Linked DNA regions of Homo sapiens: region 2 is linked to region 1. A link is a loop called in an ENCODE intact Hi-C map of the cell type or tissue named here. Cell type or tissue: GM12878. All regions are shown on one strand. Links, peaks and the distances in the headings refer to the core of each region. The heading gives the core; the rest is flanking DNA. Region 1 has its middle 110 kb from the start of TACR1. Region 2 has its middle 91 kb from the start of EVA1A-AS.

The links. Peaks named below come from ENCODE experiments on the same cell type or tissue, not always from the same donor. Only the 100,000 strongest peaks of a DNase experiment are listed, where the experiment ranks them.
Region 2: it touches region 1 in a loop (2.1-fold over the local background); 1 of 110 quality-filtered maps calls a loop at or near these places.

What each region holds. Positions count from the first base shown.
Region 1 is chr2:75,309,402-75,313,801 of GRCh38, reverse strand. No RefSeq gene overlaps it. Among named protein-coding and RNA genes, the nearest start is that of TACR1, 110 kb to the right of the region's middle. RefSeq lists an enhancer at 1,755-1,824. In GM12878, for the core only: a CTCF peak has its summit at 1,655; a DNase peak (open chromatin) is centred at 1,621.
Region 2 is chr2:75,431,187-75,435,586 of GRCh38, reverse strand. No RefSeq gene overlaps it. Among named protein-coding and RNA genes, the nearest start is that of EVA1A-AS, 91 kb to the left of the region's middle. RefSeq lists enhancers at 2,021-2,180, 2,211-2,290, 2,491-2,760, 2,771-2,850 and a silencer at 2,331-2,420. In GM12878, for the core only: no CTCF peak of the experiment used is centred there; DNase peaks (open chromatin) are centred at 2,586, 3,576 and 4,049; H3K4me3 peaks cover 2,001 bases; H3K27ac peaks cover 2,878 bases.

The DNA.
Region 1 (4,400 bases), core at 85-4,084:
AGAGTTAGAGAAGCAGAGTCTAGGCTGGTCTCTGGAAATGACTTTTGGAACAAAACTGACTAAAAGTATAGCGACTTTTTCTATAATTAGAATGTTGGTGGATGAGGAAGCTACTGTACCCCTTTTGGCTCCAGGATCTCACATCACTCCATGTCTAACTGGGGGTCAAGAAGCTGCCCCACGGGGAGCTGGTTCCAAAGCCATCACATGCTGGCTAGAGCCACATCCACAAAATAGATGCCTCGCATTTTGCCACTTCCCTCCTTGCAGAACTTGGTTCTACATTCAGGTCTCACACAAGTGCCTCTGGTTATCTTGGTGCAAGGAAGTCTGGGATATATAGTTTTCAGTTTTCCAGCCTCTGTAGTAGAGAAAGGCACACCAGGAGGAGGTTGTAAGAGATGTTCATTTCTTGATCTGCCATTTAGCTGCCGGAACTGTGGACATTAGCCAACTCCCTGGGACAAAAGTTTCTACTCAATCCAGCTCCTGTTCTAGCAAGATACCCCAGGCCACACATAAGAGGAACAGCCACCATGGGCTTAGTGTCTGTGAATTTATATCCTGAGCTGCCTACCTTAACCACCAAATCCCACTGCTTCTGCCATCCACACCCTTGCCTCATCCCTTCTGTTTGGCATATAGTTCACTCAACCTTGGCCTTTCTCCCGGGTAAGCATATGTCTTCTGTGGCTTGATGGAATTTCCGCAGATGGCCTACACAGCCCTAGGACTGTCCCTTACCATGAGGGGTCCTGAAAGCGGGTGTCTTCTTCCACTTCGATCCAATTTGTCTCACCGTCTAGGGTGTGACTTGTTTACAATCAAACCCCAATGCTGGGAACAATTTAGTTTTTCACTTCTTCAACAACAAGCTTGGAAAAAAGTGTCATTTTGGTGCACCTTCACAAAATGCTGCTACCCTACAAGGATGCTAATGTCAATGTGTATCGTGAAGATACAACAGGACAGATGTGGTTCACATTGGTGGTTCACACTGTAAGAATCTTATTTTTCTCAATAAAAAGTGCATCTTGGCTACAAAATATTGTGTGGGGTCATGACCCCATTAATTTCTTTAAATGAAATTTCATTTCAGGTAATTATATTATACTAAATGATGTCAGACAAGTATTAAATAAGCCTGTGGAAATAATCATCCTTCAATAACGGAGAAATTGAAAGCTGCATTTTATTCATGACTGAGCATAAATAACATGTTTAGATTTCATTGTTTAGTAAAAAATGATGCATAAATTAACTCTTCCCCTAATTTTAGTTCTATTCAGACATGCCATTTTAATTCCTCTTAATGTACTCATTCATAGAGTTAGTACCAAGCGGTATAAAAGACACTAGTCTTCATCTCGTAATAATTTTAGCAAAGGTCCCTTTGAATCTACATGTATAGGTCGTATTTTCCTTCCTTTCGATGCAACACTAAATTAAACTCAGTATGTTGCTCAGACATGTGTTGGGAGAAATAGACAAAGGTTATATTGATGCATGTGGTTTCCTGGTCTTTTCTAGGGCATGATCTTATATTATCACCCTCCACCACCTGGCCTCAGCAATCAGTGAGAGGGCTGTGTTCCTATGAGCAGTTTCACATCCTCCTCCTGCCTTTCACACTGGCCATACAGGGAACCCCTGTGGCTGTCCCCGGATACTGCAGGCTGCTGCCTCCTGCACACCTGCTATTGGCCAGATCACTCTGCCCCCTGGTCCCTGATGCCTGACTGTGTCCTTGGGTGAGATGCACCTGAGAAACTGTAGCAGTGCTGCTTGGAACGAGGGCATCCCAGTTAGCTATGGATCAGGACTCTTGCTCATTTTCACCACCTTTGGCCAGAGCACAGCCAAATGTCCAGTTCTCTACTGTGTTTCTCTCCCTTGGCTGGAACAAGGACATAAGCCTCTGCAGGCCCCGGGACACCCCACCCTGCCTCACTGAAAACGAGAACCTCTCTTGGGAATGTGCAGAGCTCTGGGAGGTTGCTATTCCAATTCAACCAGAATTTCATGAATTGTGCTTTCCAGTTTCATTTGGAGAAACAGTTGCTTTGATTAAAATACAGGTATACTTCCTCAGAGATACTGTTGATTTAGTTCCAGACCACTGCCGTAATGGTCACAGTAAAGTGAGTCACATAAATGTTTTTGTTTTCTGGTACATATAAAAGTTATGCTTACACTAAACTCTAGTCTCTTAAATATGCAACAGCATTATATCTAAGAAAAATGTATGCAGCATAATTAATTTTTTTTATTGCTAAAGATAGAGCAAGGAGGATACTAAAAGAATCTGTCTTCCACCTCGGGGGTGAAGGGGGCAACTAGACATTCATCCACTTATTTATTTTGGAGCCTCTGAGCCCCCTCTGAATTCCCTCTGACCCACCCCCCCACCACACACAACAGCAACAACAACACACACACACACACACACACACACACACAGCCTGTGGAATGGCAGAGAACACACAGAAGGACACACACACACCCAAGCTTATGGGAACAGATAATTTTGAGACTTCATGTACCACCAACCCCAGAGCAGAGTTCTTGGTGACAGTGGGAGCTGCTGCCTCTGCAGCCTGAGGACAGAAAACTTCTAACCTGCTATTTGAAAGCAGTCTATTCCCTGCTTCCAGCAACCTCTACCGATGTTTACAGATGGCTCCACCATTACTCATCACCCTCTTGGGGCACTAATTTTGTCTTAAAGTTTAGTTTCGTTTTTTTGCGAAAAATTGAGTTTAGTTTCCTTTTGTGAAGAAGTCGCTCCACCCTTCTTACATCTGATAGTCCTTCACAGCTTATCTCTTCAGCCCAGAAGAGTAACACATGTCTCCTAAGAACTGTATTATTGAATCTTCTGGACACTCAAGGAGGTACCTACCATCTATCTGACTTAAGATGTATAATGCTATGCATGCATTTGAAGACCCATGTGTTCCCCCGATTAAATTATTCACTCTTCCGGAGGGAAACCACTATTCCGATCTTATTGACACATATTTCTTAATTTTTCTTATTCTCCTTCTGCTTGCTTTCAAATAATCTCGGTCAAAGTTTGGGTGTTTTTCCTGGTCCTCCTTTACCCCAGTGGTATCTTGGTCCCTCCATTACATAATGCCAGATAATGGAGGGATGTGTATGGTCTTGATTTACAACTGAATACCTGGCTTCTAAGCCTCTCATCTGATCCTGAGACCTGGCCAGCCTTCATGTTGGAGGACTTTCAGATGTCTAGCCAGCCCACACCAATTCACTGCACGTCTACTGCTGGTCATGAGCCTTTGCGGGCCTCGGGGCTCCCCACCTTGTTTCACTGAAAATGGGAACCTCTCTTGGGAATGTACAAAGCTCTAGGAGTTTACTATTCCAATTCATTCAGAATTTCATAAATTGTGCTTTCTAATTTCATCTGGAGAAACAGTTGCTTTGATAAAAATACAGATATACTTCCTCAGAGATACTGTAGATTTAGTTCCAGACCAGTGCTATAATGCAAATATCACAGTAAAGTGAGTCACATAAATGTTTTTGTTTTCTAGTACATGTAAAAGTTATGTTTACACTAAACCCTTAAATGTGCAATAGCATTATATCTAGAAAAATGTATGTACCATAATTAAATTTTTTATTGCTAAAAAATGCTAATAATCATCTGAATCTTCAGTGAGTCATACTCTTTTTGCTAATGGATGTTTATGGCTGCTGACTAATCAGGGTGGTGGTTGCTGAAGGCTAGGGTGGCTGTAGCCTTTTTCTAAAAGAAGACAACAATGAAATTTGTTGTATCAATGGACTCTTCCTTTTGCAAAAGATTTATCTGTAGCATGTGATGCTGTTTGATAGCATTTTACCCACACTAGAACTCCTTTCAAAATTGGAGTAAATTCTCTCAAACTGTGCCAATGCTTTTTCAACTAAGGGTTTTATGTACTATTCTAAATCCTTTGTTGTCATTTCAACAACGTGCATAGCATCTTCCCCAGTAATACATTCCATCTCAAGAAACCACTTTCTTTGGTCATTCATAAGAAGCGACTCCTTATCCATTCAAGTTTTATCATGAGATTGCAGCAATTCAGTCACATCTTCAGGCTCCATTTCTAATTCTAGTTCTCTTTCTATTTATTCCATATCTGCAGTGACTTCCTCCACTGAAGTCTTGAACTTCTCCAAGTCATCCATGACGGTTGAAATTAACTTCTAAACTCCTATTAATGTTAACATTTTGACCTCCTCTTATGAATTACAGATATTTTAAATGGCATCAAGAATTATAAATTCCTGGCTGTGTGCGTGGCTCATGCCTGTAATCCCAGCACTTTTGGAGGCTGAGGAGGACGGATCACTTGAGGTCAGGAGTTCAAAACCAGCCTGGCCAA
Region 2 (4,400 bases), core at 323-4,322, 120 kb before region 1:
ATCCAGTCTATCATAGATGGGCATTTGGGTTGGTTCCAAGTCTTTGCTATTGTGAATAGTGCTGCAATAATCATATGTGTGCATGTGTCTCTATAGTAGAATAATTTATATTCCTTTGGGTATATACGCAGTAATGGGATTGCTGGGTCAAATGGTATTTCTGGTTCTAGATCCTTGAGGAATTGCCACACTGTCTTCCACAACTCCCACCAACAGTGTAAAAGCATTCCTATTTCTCCATATCATCTCCAGCATCTGTTGTTTTCTGACTTTTTAATGATCGCCACTGTAACTGGCGTGAGATGGTATCTCATTTGGTTTTGATTTGCATTTCTCTAATGACCAGCGATGATAGATTTTTTCATGTTTGTTGGTCATGTAAATGTCTTCTTTTGAGAAGTGTCTGTTCATGTCCTTTGCCCACTTTTTGATGGGGTTCTTTGTTTTTCTTTCTTGTAAATTTGTTTAAGTTCCTTGTAGATTCTGTATATTAGACCTTTGTCAGATGGACAGATTGCGAAAATTTTCTCCAATCTGGAGGTTGCCTGTTCACTCTGATGATAGTTTCTTTTACTGTGCAGAAGCTCTTTAGTTTAATTAGATCCCATTTGTCAATTTTGGCTTTTGTTGCCATTGCTTTTTGTGTTTTAGTCATGAAGTCTTTGCCCATGTCTATGTCCTGAATGGTATCGCCTAGGTTTTCTTCTAGAGTTTTTATGATTTTAGGTCTTATGTTTAAGTCATTAATCCATCTTGAGTTATTGTTTGTATAAGGTGTAAGGAAAGGGTTCAGTTTCAGTTTTCTGCATATGGCTAGCCAGTTTTCCCAGCACCATTTATTAAATAGGGATTCCTTTCCTCATTACTTGTTTTTGTCAGGTTTGTCGAAAATCAGATGGTTGTAGATGTGTGATGTTATTTCTGTGGCCTCTGTTCTGTTCCGTTGGTCTATATATACATCTGTTTTGGTACCAGAACCAGGTTGTTTTGGTTAATGTAGCCTTGTAGTATAGTTGGAAGTCAGGTAGTGTGACGCTTCCAGCTTTGTTCTTTTTGCTTGGGATTGTCTTGGCTGTATGCGCTCTCTTTTGGTTCCATATGAAATTTAAAGTAGTTTTTTTCTAGTTCTCTGAAGAAAGTCAATAGTAGCTTGATGGGAATAGCATTGAATCTATAAATTACTTTGGGCAGTATGGCCGTTTTCACAATATTGATTCTTCCTATCCATGAGCATGAGATGTTTTTTCATTTGTTTGTGTCCTCTCTTATTTCCTTGAGAAGTGGTTTGTAGTTCTCCTTGAAGAGGTCCTTCGCATCCCTTATAAGTTGGATTCCTAGGCATTTTATTTTCTTTGTAGCATTGTGAATGGGAGTTCACTCATCATTTGGCTCTCTGTTTGTCTATTATTGATGTATAAGAATGCTTGTGATTTTTGCACATTGATTTTTTATCCTGAGACTGCTGAATTTGCTTCTCAGCTTAAGGTGTTTTGGGGCTGAGACAATGGGGTTTTCTAAATATACAATCATGTCATCTGCAAACAGAAACAGTTTGACTTTCTCTCTTCCTATTTAAATATACTTTATTTCTTTCTCTTGCCTGATTGCCCTGGCCAGAACTTCCAACACTATGTTGAATAGGAGTGGTGAGAGAGGGCATCCTTCTCTTGTGCCAGTTTTCAAAGGGAACGCTTCCAGCTTTTGCCCATTCAATATAATATTGGCTATGGGTTTGTCATAAATAGCTCTTATTATTTTTAGATATGTTCCCTCAATACCCAGTTTTTTTAACTGTTTTTAGCATGAAGGGGCATTGAATTTTATCGAAGGCCTTTTCTGCATCTATTGGGGTCTCACCCAGTTGGGTGGCACGGGGAGCAGGACCCATTTAACAAAGCACTTTGGCTGTCCCTTGGTGGAGGGGGTGTGCCATGCTGGGGGGAAACTCACTCGTCTGAGTTGCCCGGATTACTCAGAACTAGCAGGAGGAAAGACTAAGTCTGCTGGTCTGCAGAGAATATAGCCACTCCTCCTCCTAGGAGCTCAGGCCCAGGGACATCAGAGTTCTGTCCCTGAGCCCCTGAATGGAGTTGTTGGAGTTCCTCCAGGGAGGCACCCCAGTGAGGAGGGATGGGTCAGGGTCAGGCCTGAAGATGCACTCTGGCTGCAGTCTGCCACAGCCTGTGTGTTGCCCTGTGAGGAATAACCTCTTAAGACCAAGCCTTCCAGCCTCCCTGGCTCCAGCCAGGGAAAAGTGCAGCCTGGAGCTATAGAGATGGCTGCCACCCTTCCTCTACCCCAAGAGCTTAGTGTATTAGACAGCTAGCAGTCCCATTGTTGGCTGCTGCCCTTCCTCCAAGTCTCTTGGAAGGCTTAGACAGTAGGCGGCTGCCCCTCCCCACCAGGAACTCAGCCTGTTTAAGCAGTTTCTAGCTGAGTGGCTGTTGAGAATCTGCTCAGCTTTGTGGTTTTCTAGGCCCCAGTGGTGTGAGCTCACTAGTGAGATTTTCTAATCTGTGGATTACACAGTTCCATGGGAAAAGCACAGTTTCCCAGGCTGGATAGCACTCTTACTCACCACCTTCCTTGGCTGGGGGGTGGAAGCTCCCCTGTCCTGTGTGGCTCTCAGGTGGGCCACTGCACCATTCTGCTCTTCCTTTCTTTCTGTGGGTCACGCCAGCTGCCTAGGGTCAGTCCTGATGACAGAACCTGCATACCTTGGTTGCCGGTGCTGGATTTGCATGCTGTTTTGGTTCTTTTCAGTGGGAGCGTCTGATCACTGCTGCTTCTAGTTGGCCATCTTGACTGCAGTCATTCTTTCTATCTTAGAGCTTCTGATAGATGTGTAGTAGTATCTCACTATGGCTTTAATTTGCATTTTCCTAATGGCTAAAAACATAGAACATCTTTTCATGTGCTTATTTATCTTCTGTATTTGTTTTTTGACGAAATGCCTTTTCATGCCTCCTGCCCATTTTCTACTTGGATTGTTAGCTTTTTTGTTATTGAATTTGGAGAATTTAAAATATATATATATTCTTGACATTAGTCCTTTGTTGGGCATATGGTTTTAAAATATTTTATTCTCCTCTATGGTTTGCATTCTTATCCACTGTTACAGTTTTTTCTGATTCATTCTAATTCCTAGCCTCTTTCCTTCAATGCTGTCTTCAGAGGTATTTTAGTACCAGGAACTCCTAACATGAAAATCCTTGTAGGATTCCAGTAGAGACTGGAAAATTGTTTATAAAACTGGTAAAATTTACATAAATATCTGGATCTTAGCTTCTCCAAAAGAATCAGGTAATCAGGCAACACTGGTTTGCATTTATTTTGATAACACTCAGAACTCACTTTAGATAGTACTCTCTGAGTTTTCACTTTCTTCACTTTTTCCTGTTGGCTAATAACCAGACTGCTTTATTTACTTCTGTTAGAGTTTGTATATGGTTGGTTTGTCCCACCAAATCTTACATTGAAGTTTGATCCCAGTGTTGGAGGTGGAAACTACTGGGAGGTATTTGTGTCACTGGGGGTGGATCCCTCATGAATAGATTAATCCTTTCTCTGGGGAGGGGTTGAGATGAATGAGTTCTCATACTATTAGTTCCCATGAGAGCTGGTTATTAAAAAAGAACCTAGAGTTTCCTTCTCTCACTTCCTCTCTTACCAGGTGATCTCTGTACACATTGGCTCCCCTTTGCCTTCTGCCATGAGTGAAAGCAGCCCGAGGCTTTTGCCAGATGCAAATGCCCAATCCTGAACTTTTCAGCACTCCAGAATTGTGAGCCAAATAAATCTTTTTTCTTTATAAATTGCCCAGCCTCAAGTATTCTTTTATAGCAGGACAAAATGGACTAAGATGCTTCTTTACCTGCCTAGCCCTGGTAGGCATTAAGATTTTAACCCCTGGCTGACACAGTACAGTTTAAATTCTCTTGCATGATATGGTAGGCTGAATTATGTTCCCCAAAAACACCTAAGTCCTTGTAAAACAAAAATAAAATTCTAACCCCCCCACCCCCACCCCAACCATCTGAATGGACTTCCTCCTCAGCCAGGACACTCTTAAAATTTAACCTGAAAGATTGGTTCAGGCCATTGCAGGAAGTGGGGCTCAGACATGCCTCATTACGCCTCTCTGGCATTAACATCAACACAGACCTTAAGTCTGATAAGAAGTATTTACAATCTATTCTCTCTGAAGCCTGCTACCTGAAGACTTTCTCTGCACACTAAGAACTTTAGTCTCCACAATCCTTTATCTTAACCCAGACATTATCTATTTTCTTTCTATTGATCCCAGGTCTTTATATAAACTCAACCATTTGGCAACCAGAAAATTTAAAAATCACCTATAATCTGGAAGCTCCCCCCAGCCCCCCACTTCAAATTGTCCT